2 separate regions of the Homo sapiens genome follow, and region 1 is linked to region 2. Evidence: chromatin loops called from intact Hi-C (ENCODE). Cell type or tissue: thyroid gland. All regions are shown on one strand. Links, peaks and the distances in the headings refer to the core of each region. The heading gives the core; the rest is flanking DNA.

Region 1 (8,375 bases), core at 249-8,248, 56 kb before region 2:
TTTGTATTTTTAGTAGAGACAGGGTTTCATCATGTTGGCCAGGCTGGTCTCCAACTCCTGACCTCAGGTGATCCACCTGTGTCAGCCTCCCACAGTGCTGGGATTACAGGCGTGAGCCACTGCGCCCAGCCTACGTGTGTGAATTACATCTCAAGAAAGCACTTATTAGAGATCACTAGGACCTCTGCAGAGAAGGAGCTCCCACCCCAGGCAAAGGATGAGAAACTCAGAGACCAACTTGAGAACCAACCCTGCCAGCAGCTGCTGTGTATCCTGGGGCTGGTCACTTTGCCTCTCTGACACTCAGTGGCTTCCCAGGGCAGTTAGACCAAAACCCACCTGGAAGGCCCTGCAGGACAATCACTGTGCTGACCTCTTCTCCTGCCCCCCACGTCCTGGCACACCATGGTCTGGCCACACCACCCTTTTTGTTTTGTAAACAAATTGAGCTCATGCTGGTCCTGAGGCCTTTGTACTGGCTGTTCCCTCTGCCCACAACACTTCCCAGATCTTCTCCCTGCTGGCTCCTTCCCATGCCAATGCAACCTCCCCAGAGAGGGTTTCCCTATCCCCTGCCTGAGTTGCCACAATGACACCCATCACTCCTCAGCCCATGGCATTGTCTTTTTTGTTTCCCCTCCAAAGCACTTAATAGCATCTGAATTTTTTTTTTTTTTTTTTTGTAGAGTTGGGGTTTCAGTATGTTGGCCAGGCTGGTCTTGAATTCCTCCTGGCTTCAAGGGATCCACCCACCACGGCCTCCCAAAGTGCTGGGATTACAGGCGTGAGCCACTGTGCCTGGCAAATTTTTTGTATTTTTTGTAGAGATGAGGTTTCGCCATGCTACTGAGGATGGTCTCAAACTCCTGAGCTGGAGCGATCCTCCCACCTCAGCCTCTCTATGTGTTGGGATTACAAGTGCTGGGAACCACCACGTCTGGCCCTGCTGAACTGCTTTATGAGGGAGGAAAGTGAAGCTCAGATGGGTCTGAAGGGCAGGCCTCAGGTCACATAGCTGGGGAGATGAGCGGCCGGGGATTGAACCCAGACGTCACCAACCCGAGCCTGCCAGCTTAACTCCGTGCTTCACCTCACAACCCTCACATCTCTTGTGTCACGTATGTCCTCAGTTTCTCTCAGCCCCGAGAGCCAGGACTTTAATTACCATCATTCCCATTTTTGCCATAAGGACCCTGAAACTCATCAGGTCCAAGGTCATGTTCCAGGAAGGCGCTAGACCCTGCCCTGAGGTCAGCTGAGCTGAAGCCTGGTGCTCCCATCCCCTGGCCATAAAGCACCGAGACTCTCTCCCAGTTCAGCGCTGCAGGGACTAAGGTGGTTTTCCACATTGCTTCTTTAGGGGGCTCCATCCAGCTCCCACCCTCATGCCCTGAGGAGCCGCCTTCCCCAAGTGGCTGGTGGCAACCTCAAAGAGGCCAATGTGGCCCTTCAAGGTGCCAGACACCCTGAGTGGGTGGAACCCTGGGGCTGCCCCTACCGTTCTCCTCTGCATCCTGCTCCTGCTCTGTGCTGGCATAGGTACGCAGGAACTCAGCGAAGGCGCCGTCTCGAGCCAGCAGCTCCTGGTAGGAGCCCATCTCAGAGATCTTGCCGCCACTCATGACGATGATGACGTCCACCTGCGGCAAGTAGCTCATGCTGTGCGTGACCAAGATCCGCGTCTGTGGGCAAAGGGGACACCCGGCCACGTGAGTGCACATGTGTGAGACTGCCTAGCTTGGCAGAGTGAAGACTAAAGGAGGAATGAGCCGACGAACACCTGGTGGGCAAAACTCAGGTCTGAAGGTGGGACATGCACCCGCGATAACAGCATCCAGGAGCAGCTGAACCTGTGCACACGGTCCTGTAACATGCATGTGCAAAGGGCCTGCCACGCCTCAGGTGCTGAGCTAAAAGCTGGGGAAGGGGAAGGAAACAAAGACCCCTGCCCCAGATTCCAGGGCCGCAGGAGAAACGAACACTAGTAGAATAGTGCTTGCTGAATGGCAAAAACACAGCAAAAAGGGGAACGGGTGTACCAAGTGTGCGGGTTTTGCAATTTTAACAAAGGTAATGGGGAAGGTTATTTTTTAACAAAAACCTGAATGACAAGAGGTAGGGAGGGAACCATACAAGTGTGTAAAGGAATAAAAGGATGGTGCCACAGCAAAACAGTTTGTATGCAATGGCTTTTTTTTTTTTTTTTGAGACAGAGTTTCACTTTGTTGTCCAGGCTGGAGTGCAGTGGCACAGTCTCGGCTCACTGCAACCTCCGCCTCCCGGGTTCAAGCAATTCCCGTGCCTCAGCCTCCCTCCCGCGTAGCTGGGATTACATGCGCCCGCCACCACACCTGGCTGATTTTTTTGTTGTTGTATTTTAGTAGAGATGGCGTTTCACCATGTTGCCCAGGCTGGTCTCAAACTCCTGACCTCAGGCAATCTGCCTATCTTGGCCTCCCAAAGTTTTAGGATTACAGGTGTGAGCCGCTGCGCCCAGCCCAATGGCTTAATTTTTTTCTTCTTTTTTTTTTTTCTTTTTGAGATAGGGTCTCGCTCTGTCGCCCAGGCTGGAGTGCAGTGGTGCGACCTCGGCTCACCACAACCTATGCTTCCTGGGTTCAAGCGATTCTCCTGCCTCAGCCTCCCAAGTAGCTGGGACTACAGATACGTGCCACCATGCCCAGATAATTTTTGTATTTTTTGTCAAGACAGGGGTCTCATCATGTTGTCCAGGCTCATCTTGAACTCCTGAACTGAAGCGATCCATTCGCCCTTGGCTTACAAAAGTGCTGGGACTACAGGCATGCGCTACCGTGCCCAGCTCTGGCTTAATTTTTTTCTAAAACAACTCCCGCTGTCAGCCACCCCCAAAACCACTACAAAATATGCACATGCATACATTTTATCTGCAAATCTGAAAGTTTGGGAAGACATTCATCAAACTATTAATAGAAGTCAGCATATGTTTCCTTAAACAGCTAACGGTCAATCTTTTCAGCTTTATGGATCTTACAGTTGCCATGGCACCAACTCAGCCCTGCCGAGTTGAAGCAGCTGTAGACGATGCTTTAAAGAACAGGACACGTGCGGTGGCTCACACCTGTAATCCCAGCACTTTGGGAGGCCAAAACGGGAGGATTCCTTGAGGCCAAGAGTTTGAAACCAGCCTGGGAAACATAGTGAGACCTGTCTCCACAAAATAAAAATAAAAATAAATTAGCCAGGCATGGTGCTGCATGCCTGTGGTCCCAGGAGCTACTCAGAAGGCAGGAGGATTGATTCAGCCGAGGAGCTGGAGGCTACCATGCCATGACTGTGGCACTGCACTCCAGCCTGGACAACAGAGGAAAACCCTGTCTGCAGAAAAAAAAAGAAAAAAAATACATTGGCCATGTTCCAATAAAGTTTTATTTATGGACACTGATATCTAAATTTAATACGATTTTCAAATGTCATAAAATATTCTTCCTGTTTAGATTTCTTCTATTTAAAAATACACACATCATTCTTAGCTCAAGAGCCATATAAAAAGCAGGCAGTGGGCCAGATTTGCTAACCCTTGCTCTCTAAGAGAAGAATTAAAGATTAGGGATGCAGGATGAAGAGGGACTATTTTATTTACTTTATTTAGATATATTTTCTGAGACGGAGTCTCGCTCTGTTACCCAGGCTAGAGTGCAGTGGCGCAATCTCAGCTCACTGCAACCTCCACGTCCCGGGTTCAAGACATTCTCCGGCCTCAGCTTCCCGAGTAGCTGGGATTACAGCCATGCATCACCACACTCGGCTGATTTTTGTATTTTTAGTAGAGATGGGGTTTCACCATGTTGGCCAGGCTGGTCTCGAACTCCTGACCTCAGGTGATCCACTGGTCTAGGCCTCCAAAAGTGTTGGGATTACTCACCGTGCCCAGCTTTATTTACTTTATATACATGCACACACACACACACACACACACACACGCATACACACATATATTATAAGAAGATATCCATATTCTTGTACTTTTCAATTTTGTTACAATGGGCATGTATTACTTAGTAATTTTCAAAAATGTTTTGTACTATTTTAAAATATGTTTACACAGAATGTTAGTGGTATGTATGGGAACGATTACAAGAGGTCATGTAGCACGATGTTTCCTGTATATATACGTGGAACAAGATAACCCTATTTAAAAAGTTTATACACAGAGCAAAAAGACTTGAAAAAAATACAAAACCTCTAACCAGTGGAATGTGTGTAACTGCTTCCATTTTTCTTTTTCATGTTTTTCTTAATCTATATGCCCCCCATGGGGATGTGTTAGTTTTAAAATCAGCAGAAACAGCCGGGTGTGGTGGCTCACGCCTGTAATCCCAGCATTGCAGGAGACCCAGGCGGGCAGATCACTTGAGGTCAGGAGTTCGAGACCAGCCTGACCAACATGGTGAAACCTCGATTCTACTAAAAATAAAAAAAATTAGCCAGGCGTGGTGGTGGGCACCTGTAATCCCAGCTACTTGGGAGGCCAAAGCAGGAGAAGTGCTTGAACCCGAGATGCGGAGGTTGCAGTGAGCTGAGATCATGCCACTGCACTCCAGCCTGGGCAACAGTAGCGAAACTCCACCTCAAAAAAATAAAATCAGGGGGAGAAAAAAAAGAGCCAGTGTGTACCCATTACCACAACTGCCCTATAAAAAGAACACAGGAACTATTTCCTATTATGTTAAGGTGTTGTGGCAATTTTCCGACCCCTCTACCCACAGACACCTCTGCAAGTAAGAAAATGCAGCCTGCTAGGTCACAGGCAATGTCTTGGAGTGGGATTCCCCGCTAAGAAGCCAGCCCTGTGACTTAATCAGGAAGAGAGGCCTCCCTTGGCCATGGAGAGGCAATGAATTTAACTCTGCGCGGAGGACTTACCCCTATAAAGACAAGTACAAGACGGCTGTCTTAGGAAGGCTTCCAAGACAAGCATGAGAAATGTGTTCTTTAAAGTCCAATTAAAAACAAAGAAAGCCAGAGAAAGTAAAGGACTCCTAAAGGGGACACGTTCTGACTTAACCAAAGGGCGAGACGGCCCAACACCAAGCCCCACCCCGCCAGCAGGCACCTTGTTCTTCAGCATCCCCTTGGGGCCAATCACATTTTCAAAGATGTGTTTTCCCACATGGGCATCCACTGCTGAGAGGGGATCATCGAAGAGGTAAATGTCAGCGTTGGAGTACACGGCCCGGGCCAGGCTCACGCGCTGCTTCTGGCCCCCAGACAGGTTCACGCCCTGGGGAGAGACACACACAGGAGTGGGTTTCCTGGGAAATCTTGAGACTCACAATACGTAGAAGCAGGCCGAGTGTGGTGTGATCCCAGAACTTTGGGAGGCCAAGGTGGAAGGACTGCTTGAGACCAGGGGTTTGAGACCAGCCTGAGCAATATAGGGAGACCCTGTCTCTACAAAAAAAGAAAAGAAAAGAAAAGAAAAAATTAGCCAAGCCTGCTGATGTGCGCCTGTAGTTCCAGCTATTCAGGAGGCTGAGTGGGAAGATGGCTTGAGCCCAGGAGTTCCAGGCTGCAACGAGCTATGGCTGGGCCACTGCACTCCAGCCTGGGCGACAGAATGAGACCCTGTCTCTTTAAACAAGAAAGAAAGAAAGGCATAGAGCCTGCTCAGGACACAGCAGGTCCTGGGTGAAGGCCCTGCAGAGCTGCACCCACCTCCTCTTCTTTAAGTTTGATGCTGAAGGCATGAGGTCACGCCTGCACAAACCTGGAGCCAGGCCCCAGCTCCACCACCACCAAGGATGGGATCACAGGCACAGGGTTTAGCCCCACCTGTCAACTGGGCAAAAGAGAAAACCTGAATCTCCCGTGAGGTGCTGAGCAGGGCACGTGGTGCACAGCAAGTGCTCAGCAAAGGATGGCTGACGGCACCAAATCATGTTGACCAGTGGGAAGGCCGTGATCCCTTAGTCTCATGGAAGGCGCTGGTGGACGTGGTCATATTATTGTTACTGCTGCTGTTGGTGACAGCTGCCATGTTTGCCAGCTTACTCTGGATCTGTCACTGTCTGGCAAAGCCACATATAGGTGAAGCAAGGCTCCGGCCTGGGGATGCTGAAATCCAGCCCACATCCCAGTCACCAGGAGGAAGGACAATGCATGGACCAGCAGCAGCGCCAGCTCCCACCATGACAGATAAGCCAACGTCGTTTCCCTATTTGGCTGGAAATCACAGGTTACTGCCCAGTCCCTCCTGAGATGCCTGCCCTGACTCCCATGCACTGAGGTGGGGTCCTGGCAGCCACGTGCCTTCTTTTTGTTTTTGGAGACAGAATCTCACTCTGTCGCCCAGGCTGGAGTGCAGTGGCACAATCTCAGCTCACTGTAATCTCCGCTTCCCAGGTTCAAGCAATCCTCTCACCTCAGCCCCCTAAGTGGCTGGGACCACAGGTGCACGGCACCATGCCTGGCAACTTTTTGTATTTTTAGTAGAGGTGGGTTTTCACCATGTTGCCCAGGCTGGTCTCGAACTCCTGACCTCAGACAATCCTCCCACCTTGGTCTCCCAAAGTGCTGGGATTATAGGCGTGAGCTACCGCGCCCAGCCAATAATTCGTTTTTTATTTCCAAGGAGCTGCAGGCTTATCTCAATTTTTAAACATCATTCACCACGTAAGAAAGCCGACAGAGCCCCTGGCTTGTAACTAAAAACAGAAATGGGCCAGTGCTTTGCACTCTTGGTCTTCCAAGAGGGGACACACCAGACGACCACCATGGGGTGCCAGAGCAAAGTGGCCAGGCAAGCAGCAGGGGAGGCACCCCAGGCCTTGAAGGCTCAGACCAAGGTGTGGAGGTGGGCAGGGGCTGGGGGTTGCTGTGAAGCAGCAGGAAAACCTGGGAGATGGAGCACAGCAGGAGGGAGGGTCTGCAGTGGTGAGAGGCAGAGAATGGCCCTTTTAGAGATGACAAAATGAGCAGGTAACAACATGGACACAGGAACCATGCTCTCTGCAGCTCTGTGGCTGTGTGGCCTCAGGTAAGTCACTTGGCCTCTCTGTGCCTCCTTTTTCCTCAATGATTACCTAGGTATAACAACAAATTCCACCCATGGGCTTGCTGTGGGGAAGAATTACGTGTAAAATGTTTAGCATAGTTCCCAACATACAGAAAATACTCAAGTTATAGGCCGGGCGAGGTGGTTAACATCTGTAATCCCAGCATTGTGAGAGGCAGAGGCGGGCAGATCACCTGAGGCCAGGAGTTCAAGATCAGCATGGCCAACACAGCGAAATCCCATCTCTACTAAAAATACAGAAATTAGCTGTGCGTGGTGGCAGGGGCCTGTAGTCCCAGCTATTCAAGAGGCTGAGGGAGGAGAATCACTTGAACTCAGGAGGCAGAGGTTGAACCAAGAGTGAGCCACTACACTCTAGCCTGGGCGACAGAGAGAGACTCCATTTCAAAAAAAAAAAAAGAACTTTGAGAGGCTGAGGCCAGCCGATCACTTGAGGTCAGGAGTTAGACACCAACCTGGCCAACATGGTGAAACCCTGCCTCGAATAAAAATACAAAAATTAGCTGTGCGTGGTGGCAGGGGCCTGTAGTCCCAGCTATTCAAGAGGCTGAGGGAGGAGAATCACTTGAACTCAGGAGGCAGAGGTTGCAATGAGCCAAGAGTGAGCCACTACACTCTAGCCTGGGCGACAGAGAGAGACTCCATTTCAAAAAAAAAAAAGAACTTTGAGAGGCTGAGGCCAGCGGATCACTTGAGGTCAGGAGTTAGACACCAACCTGGCCAACATGGTGAAACCCTGCCTCGACTAAAAATACAAAAATTAGCCGAGTGTGGTGATATGCACCTGTAATTCCAGCCCCTCAGGAAGCTGAGGCAGGAGAATCACCTGAACGCGGGAGGCAGAGGTTGCAGTGAGCTGAGATCGTGCCACTGCACTCCAGCCTGGGCAAGAGAGCAAGACTCCATCTCAAAAATAAATAAATAAATAAAAAGAAAGAAAGAAAAGAAAGAGAAAATGCTCAGTAAGTGTTAGCTATTGTGCTATTTTCAGTATTATGGCTATCTTGACAGGGACTGTGAACATATGAATCATCGACTCCCCTCCTCCCAACAGCATGCCCTCTGTCATGTGACTCTGCAGTCATGTGACCACAAAGGTAGAATGTACTTCCTTCTTGGTCCCTTGCCTTTGAGCTTGGCCAAGTGACTTGCTTTGTGAGTAGAAGGGACAGTGTACTTTAAGGGACATTGCATGCTTTCTGGGGGGCCTATCTTGGGCCTCTGCTGCCACCATGAGAAGAGCCCCCCTTTGGAAAGCTGTGGACCCCTCACCCCGGTCCCCAGCAAAAGCTCTGTAAGTGAGACCTGAGCCACACCC
Region 2 (8,375 bases), core at 24-8,023:
AGCCTGGGCAACAGAGTCAGACCCTATAAAAAGAAAAAAAAAAAAATAGGCTGAAGGAAAAAATTAAAAAATAAAAAGGCTGACATGACAAAGCATTAGTAAGCATGAAATCTGGGTGATGAGATTATTGAGTTTTATTATATTAATCTTTCTATGTCACTCCATCCAGGCTGGAGTGTAATGGCGCCATCTCAGTGCACTGCAACCTCTGCCTCCTGTATTCTAGCAATTCTCCTGCCTCACCCTCCCAAGTAGCTGGGATTACAGGCGTGTGCTGCCCGGCTAATTTTTGTATTGTTAGTGGAGACAGGGTTTCACCATGTAGGCCAGGCTGGTCTCGAACTCCTGACCTCAGGTGATCCACCCACCTTGGCCTCTGAAAGTGCTAACATTACAGGCATGAGCCACCGTGCCCAGCAGACTAAACACTTTTATAATAAAAGGTAAAATACTTTCATGTTTTGTTCTAAAATAATTTCAAACTTATAGAAAAATTACTCAAATCATACTAAGAATTCACTCAACTCACCATTGTTAACACGTTGCCACGTTTGCAGTATCATTCTCTGTCTGTATCCATTGACATGCACACACAAACACACACACACATGCAAACACATCATCTTTTTCTGAACCACTTAAACAGTTAAAGGGCTGGCATGGTGGCTCACACCTGTAATCTCAGCACCTTGGGAGGCTGACGTGGGTGGATCACCTGAAGTCAGGAGTTTGAGACCAGCCTGGACAACACAGTGAAACTCCATCTCTACTAAAAATACAAAAATTAGCTGGATGTGGTGGCAGGTCCCTGTAATCCCAGCTACTCAGGAGGCTGAGACAGGAGAATCTCTTGAACCCAGGAAGCAGAGGTTGCAGAGAGCTGAGGTCCTGCCACTGCACTGCACCCTGGATGACAGAGCAAGACTCCATCTCAAAAAAAAAAAAAAAAAAAAAAAAAGTTAACATACAGCCTCTACATGCCTTTACCCAAGAAAAACTGGAGGTATTCTCTTCCAATCCAGGACATGCTCTTATGTAACTAGAGCACAATTTTCCAAAACAAGAATGAATGTTATTAGCATGCATCCGGGGTCCTGTAGTCATGAACAAATTACATCAACTGTCCCAGTGATGCTTTTTAATAGTAACTTGAAGAAATTATTTAAAACATCTAATTTTTTAAAACGATGTTTGTCATTAAGACAAGGATGAGACCGGGCATGGTGGTTCACGCCTGTAATCCCAGCACTCTGGAGGCTGAGGCGGGAGAATCACTTGAGCTCAGAAGCTGGAGACCAGCCTGGGCAACATGATGAAACCCCATCTCTACAGAAAGTACAAAAATCTGCTGGGCATGGGGGAGTGTGCCTGTAGCCCCAGCTACTCAGGAGGCTGAGGCAGGAGCATCACCTAAGCCCAGTAGATTGGGACTGCAGTGAGCTACAAGTGTGCCGCTGCACTCCAGCCTCAGCGACAGAGCGAAAGCCTGTCTCAAAAAAAAAAAAAAAAAAAAAAGATGATGCTTATTAGGGGCAAAAAAAGATTCTTCAAACAATCCCCACTAAGATGTTAACAACGGGCAGAAAAAGATATACAAAAAGAGGACCAGAAGGTAGCTGGGCATGGTGGCTCACACCTGTAATCCCAGCACTTTGGGAAGTCGATGCGGGTGGATCACCTGAGGTCAGGAGTTTCAAGACAAGCCTGGCCAACATGGCAAAACTCTGTCTCTACTAAAAATACAAAAAGTAGCCGGGCATGGTGGCGCAAGCCTGTAATCCCAGCTACCTGGGAGGCTGAGGCAGGAGAATCGCTTGAACCTGGGAGGCGGAGACTTGTAGTGAGCTGAGACTGACAGAGTAAGACTCCGTCTCAAAAAAAAAAGAAAGACGACCAGAAGAAGGCATACTAAAATGGTGACACTGGTTACCTCTAGATGTCTCCTGCACTGCTGATCTGCACATGTGGTTTTTTAACCCACACTTCCTGTGGTGAGACAGTATTATTTTTCTAAGGCGTGGGGGACAGGAGGGGGACAATGTCAATAATAACTATACCTAATATTTTAAAAACCCAAATCTGAAGCTAAAGCAAAAGCAGTCCAGCATATGGCTGTCCCAGGCAAAGCCTTCTGCAGAGGTGTCAGCTGCTCACGGCTCACGTGTTTATCACATTCAAGTTCACGGAACTGCCGGACAGAGTTGGTGTCTCTGAGACCACATGGCCAGCACAGGCAGATTCAAGACAACTCTGCAGAAGAGCAAAGGAGGGAGAAGTTGGGGAGGGGGAGCTGAGCATGTTCATTCGTTCATTCATTCATTCATTCACTCCCCACCACCTCCCTGAGGTCTGGGGGGCCTGGCCTTACCCTGTGATCCACCAGAAGGTGATCCTCGACAGGAAGGAAGCGCTGGACTCTGGGCAGGGATTCTAGTGGAAAGAAAGCACAGGTTTGGGAGGAAGAGGGAAAGGAATGATTTGACTTTTCATCCAGGTCAGAGCTTAGCAAGTAGTCAGCTGCTCACTCTTCCTTCCAGAGGACTAGCGTCAGCTCCACACCATTCTGCACCCCAAAAGGACCCTCTCCTAATAGCCAGGAGAAAGAAATTCATGGCAGCTCTTCCAGTTTCAATCAACGGAGTGTCTACCATGTGCAACCACAATACAACATGCTATAGACCTGCCTTGTCTTCTATCCCCACAACAACCCTAGGAGTTGGTGTTAACGTCATCCCTACTTCACTCATTCATTCAACAAATATTTTCTGAGCACCTACTATGTGCTAGGCATTCTACAAGGTACTACAGGGTTGCCTTATATCCCCACGACAACCTCATGAGCGGGTATTACTATTGTCCCCACTTTACTCATTCAGTCACTGAATATTTATTGACCATCTACTATGTGCTAGACACTCTACCAAGAGCTTATATACTTGCATTATTTTATATCCTCATGGAATTCTATAAACATGGTATTACTATTATCTCCACTTCATTCATTCGTTCATCCAACAAGTATTTCCTGAGCACAACCCTTGTGCCAAGCACCCTGCATACAAATCTAAACAAACAGAAATGACCCCTGCCTGTATGGAGCTTGTGGTCTACTGCAGTAATCATCAGTAATACCTGCCAAGATTCTCTACTATTAGTAGCTAGCTCTTTTCTAAGTGCTTTACACAAACTACCTTATTTAATCTTCATCCTCACCTCACAAGATAAATAAAAGTATTATATCATCCCTGTTTTGCAGTTAAAAGAAACTGGGCCTGTAATCCCAGCACTTTCGGAGACCGAGGCAGGCAGATCATGAGGTCAAGAGATCGAGACCATCCTAGCCAACATGGTGAAACCCTGTCTCTCCTAAAAATACAAAAATTAGCTGGATGTGGTGGCAGGCGCCTGTAGTTCCAGCTACTTGGGAGGCTGAGGCAAGAGAATCGCTTGAACCCAGGAGGCGGAGGTTGCAGTGAGCCATGATCGAACGACTGCACTACAGCCTGGCAACAGAGCAAGAGTGTCTCAAAATAAAAATAAAATAAAATTTAATTTAACTTAAAAACTGGGGACCAGAGATGAAAAGATTTGTTCAAGGTCCCACAGCTAAAAGCGGTGGAGTGAGGATGTGAGCCCCAAAGAGTCAGGCTCCAGAGAGAGACATGCATCAAATGATCACATGAACAAATGCAAAACTACAACTTCTGGGCCTTGATGTGTGTCCTGAAGGGAGAGAAATATTACCAATGAGACAAAGTAAGTGCATGGGGGCTGATCTGGTGTACGAAGGTCAGAGAAGGCGCCCCCGAGGCAGACAGTCAAGCTGGCACCTGAAGGGTGAGTAGATGAGAACTAAGTAACAAGGAAAGGCAACGCATTCCCAACAGACAGCAGTGTGTGCAAAGGCCCGGTGGTAGAAGAAAGCATGGTAGACTCCAGGAACCAAGAAGGGGCCTGAGTAGTCTACACTGGAGGCTGTGCACAGTCTACACTGCAGGCCACATATTTTGGTCTTCATTCTAAGGGCAATGGGAAGTACTGAGAGATTCTAAGCAAGCTATCAAAGAACTCATTTCCCAGAGAAATGAAGATGAGCCCCAAGTCAACAACATGCAGGCAAGGAAAGGGACCGATACAGAGCTCCTGGGATGACAGACAAAGCCTGGCTTTCAACATGGATGCATCCGGGTCTAAATTCTGAAACACAAGCTTTAGCAGCAGAGGGAAGAGAGGTCACCAGGCAGTAATGAAAGCTTTAGCCAAGGACTCCACTCAAAGTTCCAGCCTTGTGCAGATATAAGGCATTTACAGAGCCCGATAAGGTGGCATACTCTCGTCCAGTGGTTTTCCATTCAAGGCTGGGCGTGCTTTTTAAAAAATACTGTATCCTGGCTGGGTGTGGTGGCTCATGCCTGTAATCCCAGTACTTTGGGAGGCCAAGGCGGGCAGATCACTTGTGGTCAGGAGTTCGAGACCAGCCTAGGCAACATGATGAAACCTCGTCTCTACCAAAAATACAAAAAATTAGCTGGATGTGGTGGTGGGTGCCTGCAAGCTCAGCTACTCGGGAGGCTGAGGCAGAATTGCTTGAATCCATGAGGCGGAGGTTGCAGTAAGCTGAGATCGTGCCACTACACTCCAGCCTAGGGACCCTGTCTCAAACAAAATAAAAATAAAATTTAAAAAAATACTGTATCCGGGCCCTACCCGCACCAGGCAATCTGATTAAGCTGGTTCTGGGTGCGACTGGGGCACTGAAGCTTTGTTTTTGTTTTAAACTTCCAGATTTTTCTTGGAAAAGTGGCTGGGCAGGAAATATGCAAGGTAAGCCAAGAACATCTTGTCACACCGGACAACAAGGAAACTAAGCATGAACAGGATTGTTAAAAGGCTCAAGAGCCAAGCAGAAGTGGCCGCTGCAGGCTAAAAGAGGGACAATTTGAGCTTTGACAAGGAGAATAAGTACAACAGGCTGAAACATACCAAGCAAGGTTTTTGTTTTGTTTTGTTTTTTGAGATGGAGTCTTGCTCTGTCGCCCAGGCTGGAGTCCAGTGGCGTGATCTTGGCTCACTGCAAACTCCGCCTCCTGGGTTCAAGTGATCCTCCCGCCTCGGCCTCCTAAGTAGCTGGGATTACAAGCATCAGCCACCACACTGGGCTAATGTTTGTATCTTTAGTAGAGATGGGGTTTCACCATGTTGGTGAACAGGCTGGTCTCGAACTCCTGACTCAAGTGATCTGCCCACCGTGGCTTCCCAAAGTGGTGGGATTACAGGCTTGAGCCACTGCGCCCAGCCTTACATGTTTATGTACACAAATTTCATATTGACGCTGGAAATAAAGAGAAACATCTGATGTTGTCAGTGAACCAGGTCATTGTTTGAACGCAGAAAAAGCGGAAAGAAACAAGTATTTTCTCCACCTTTCCCAAATGTACTCATTTGGTTCACCAGGGTTGGAGAAGGCTTCCCTGAGGAAAACAGTCATTTATTCGATCACCACAGAGTGATCAGTGATCAAAGAAATGAAGGGGAAACTCTTTTCCATAAAAAAATCCCAGCTAAAACATAAAGAATGATATCATAGAAGAATGAGCCATTGTACAAACACAATGGATTACTGGAATATTTGATAATAATGAATTATTATTAAAGTTAGTATTACAGTCACATATACATGTTTTTTGTCAAGACAAGGTCTACCTATATTGATCAGGCTGGTCTCAAACTCCTGGGCTTAAGTGATCCTCCTGCCTCAGCTTCCCAAAGTGCTGGAATTACAGGCATGAGCCATCACATGCAGCCCAACAGTTACAGTTTTTAAAATTCTTATCTTTCAGATGTTATCATTAGAGAAAGTTGAGCAATGAACAACAGGAACTCTGTTATTTTTGCAACTTTTTGTGAGCCAAACTATTGCGAAATAAAAAGTCATTTAAAATAAACAAATCCATGTCCTTCAGAGATACATATTAAAACGTTCACCTATGCAATGCATGGTAAAGAGCTCATGGCAGCTGGGCGCAGTGGCTCACACTTGTAACCCCAACACTTTGGGAGGCTGAGGCGGGAGAACTGCTTTGAGTTCAGGAGTTCGAGACCAGTCTGGGCAACATGGCAAGACCCTGTCTCTACAAAAAATATAAAAATTGGCCGGACATGGTGGCACGTGCCTGTAGTCCCAGCTACTCAAGAGGCTGAGGCACGAGAATGGCTTGAACCCGGGAGGCAGAGGTTGCAGCAAGCTGAGATTGTGCCATCGCACTCCAGCCTGGGTAATAGTGAGACCCTGTCTCAAAAATAAATAAAAAGAAAAGAAAAAGAGCTCATGGTAGTTCATTATCCTAGGCTGTCTACTTTATGTTTCCATCATAAAAGGCTAAATAAAAAGCTCCTCCAGTGATTCAAATACACAGCCAGGGCTAAGGATCAGGCTCCGCTCTGGGGCTCGGAGGGGTGATGAAGTTCCCAGCCCTGCCTGTCCACTGGAATCACCTAAGGAGTTTGTTAAGTGCCAAGTGCCTAGGGCCCCAACCCAGACCAACTAAATCAGCACCTCCAGGGGGAGGACCCTGACAGCCACAGATCTTTAATAAGATCATCAGATGCAGCCGGTGCATTCCAGACCAACTGAAGCCGAGTTCAGATCAGACCGTGGACCCGGACAGACCTGGGTTCTAATCCCAGCCCTGCTATATTCTAGCTGATGACCTTGGGCAAGTCCCTTCACCTCCAAGCCTCAGTTTTTACACCTGGAAAATGGGAGTCGTTTGTCCTACTGCTTGCTCGACCTATCCCCCGGGACTGCCAGGAGGGACAAATGACATGAGGCCCATGGGACTGTGTCGTAAAGCGGAATTTCTCCAACCTAAGGCGTGGAGGTAGTGGTGTTTGCTTTGTAGGCTGGGTAGAAACACTGCATTGCAGGCTGGTTTTTCATCCGGAAGAGCTGACACCTTCCTGCCCACTCCCACAGTCGGCGGGTGGGTTATCAGGGAATTGCAAATCCATTTCACCTGCAGCCCAAGCCCTCTACCCACTGTGAAAGACCAAGGTGCTGGCTGGCAGAGAGAGGAGGAAGGGGTGGGGCACGGCTGTCAATGATTCATTTATTTATTGGTCAAATATATGGGCAGGACTTGCTTATAGGCCAGGATGTGGGTGAAGTGCCGCGGACGGAGCTGCAAACGAGACAGCGAGACCCCTGCCCCATTCAGCCTCCTGCCCTGGGGAAGATGGACAGTAAGTAAACCACGGTGCAAACAAATATATAATTACAATCAGAATTACAATCAGTGAGAGCTGCAACAAAGGAAAAAGGTCAGTCATTTGAGGCCCGATATCACCCCTTAATCACTGAGGGTTGAGGTAGGCAGAGGTTAACCAACCGTTTCTGGAAACGGCCAGCTGATAACAAAGGAACAAAGGAAAAGGAAGGCGGCAGGGGTGGAGGGGCAGCTTCTGTGTGAAGCAGTGCATAGCACGGGGCTAGCTGGCACGGCTCAATCCCAGCTTGCCATTTCCTAGCTGTGGGACCTTGGGTCAGTTCCTTGGTGGTGAAGATTAAATGAGATCAAACATGGTAAGTACTTAGAATAGTACCTGGCACAAAGTAACAGCCAAAGAAAGGGTAACATGAGTAGTAGTAGTAGTAATAATAATAGAAGCAGTGACAGTAGCCTCTGGTATATGGAAACATAAAACTGTACACCTTAAATATATTTTCGAGACAGGGTCTCGCTCTGTCACCCAGGCTGGAGCACGGTAGTGTAATCATAGCTCTTTGCAGCCTCGACCTCCCAGGTTCAAGTGATCCTCCCACCTCAGCCCCCCAGGTAGCTGGGACTACAGACGCACACCACAACACCCAGCTAATTTTTGTATTTTTTGTAGAGACAGAATTTCACTCTATTCCTTGAGCTAGTCTCGAACTCCTGAGCTCAAGTGATCCACCTGCCTCGGCCTCCCAAAGTCCTGGGATTATAGGCATGAACCACCGTGCCCAACCTATATACCATTTTTATTTGTCAATATACATCAATAAAGCTCAAGTGTTTGGGGGGGAAAAAACCCCAGTGGGTTCACAATACACCACTATACCAGATGCTTTATATATCAGAAGCATCTATGGCCCACAGACCAGCTATTTATAAATAAAGTTTCATTGGAACAGTCACACCCATTCATTTATGTATTATAAATGAGTATGGCAGCTTTTGAGCTACACAGCGGAGTTAGGGGTTGCCACAGACAGTGTATGGGATGCAAAGCCTCAAGTATTTATCAGCCAGCCCTTTCCAGAAAAGGTTGGCTAACCTCTGCCTACCTCAACCCCCACAACATACCAAGACACAGTGATTAAGGGGTGAAAACAG

The links. Peaks named below come from ENCODE experiments on the same cell type or tissue, not always from the same donor. Only the 100,000 strongest peaks of a DNase experiment are listed, where the experiment ranks them.
Region 1: a loop joins it to region 2, with 1.9 times the contacts of the local background. A loop is called at or near these places in 7 of 110 quality-filtered maps.

Annotation. Positions count from the first base shown.
Region 1 is chr16:16,083,712-16,092,086 of GRCh38, reverse strand. It overlaps ABCC1 (ATP binding cassette subfamily C member 1 (ABCC1 blood group)), which reads right to left. Exons shown (of 31, transcript NM_004996.4): 18 at 5,096-5,263; 19 at 1,499-1,682. Among named protein-coding and RNA genes, the nearest start is that of ABCC6, 140 kb to the left of the region's middle. In thyroid gland, for the core only: no CTCF peak of the experiment used is centred there; a DNase peak (open chromatin) is centred at 3,553; H3K27ac peaks cover 5,310 bases.
Region 2 is chr16:16,027,164-16,035,538 of GRCh38, reverse strand. It overlaps ABCC1 (ATP binding cassette subfamily C member 1 (ABCC1 blood group)), which reads right to left. Exons shown (of 31, transcript NM_004996.4): 6 at 2,369-2,430. Among named protein-coding and RNA genes, the nearest start is that of ABCC1, 82 kb to the right of the region's middle. In thyroid gland, for the core only: no CTCF peak of the experiment used is centred there; DNase peaks (open chromatin) are centred at 4,908, 6,057 and 7,452; H3K27ac peaks cover 6,460 bases.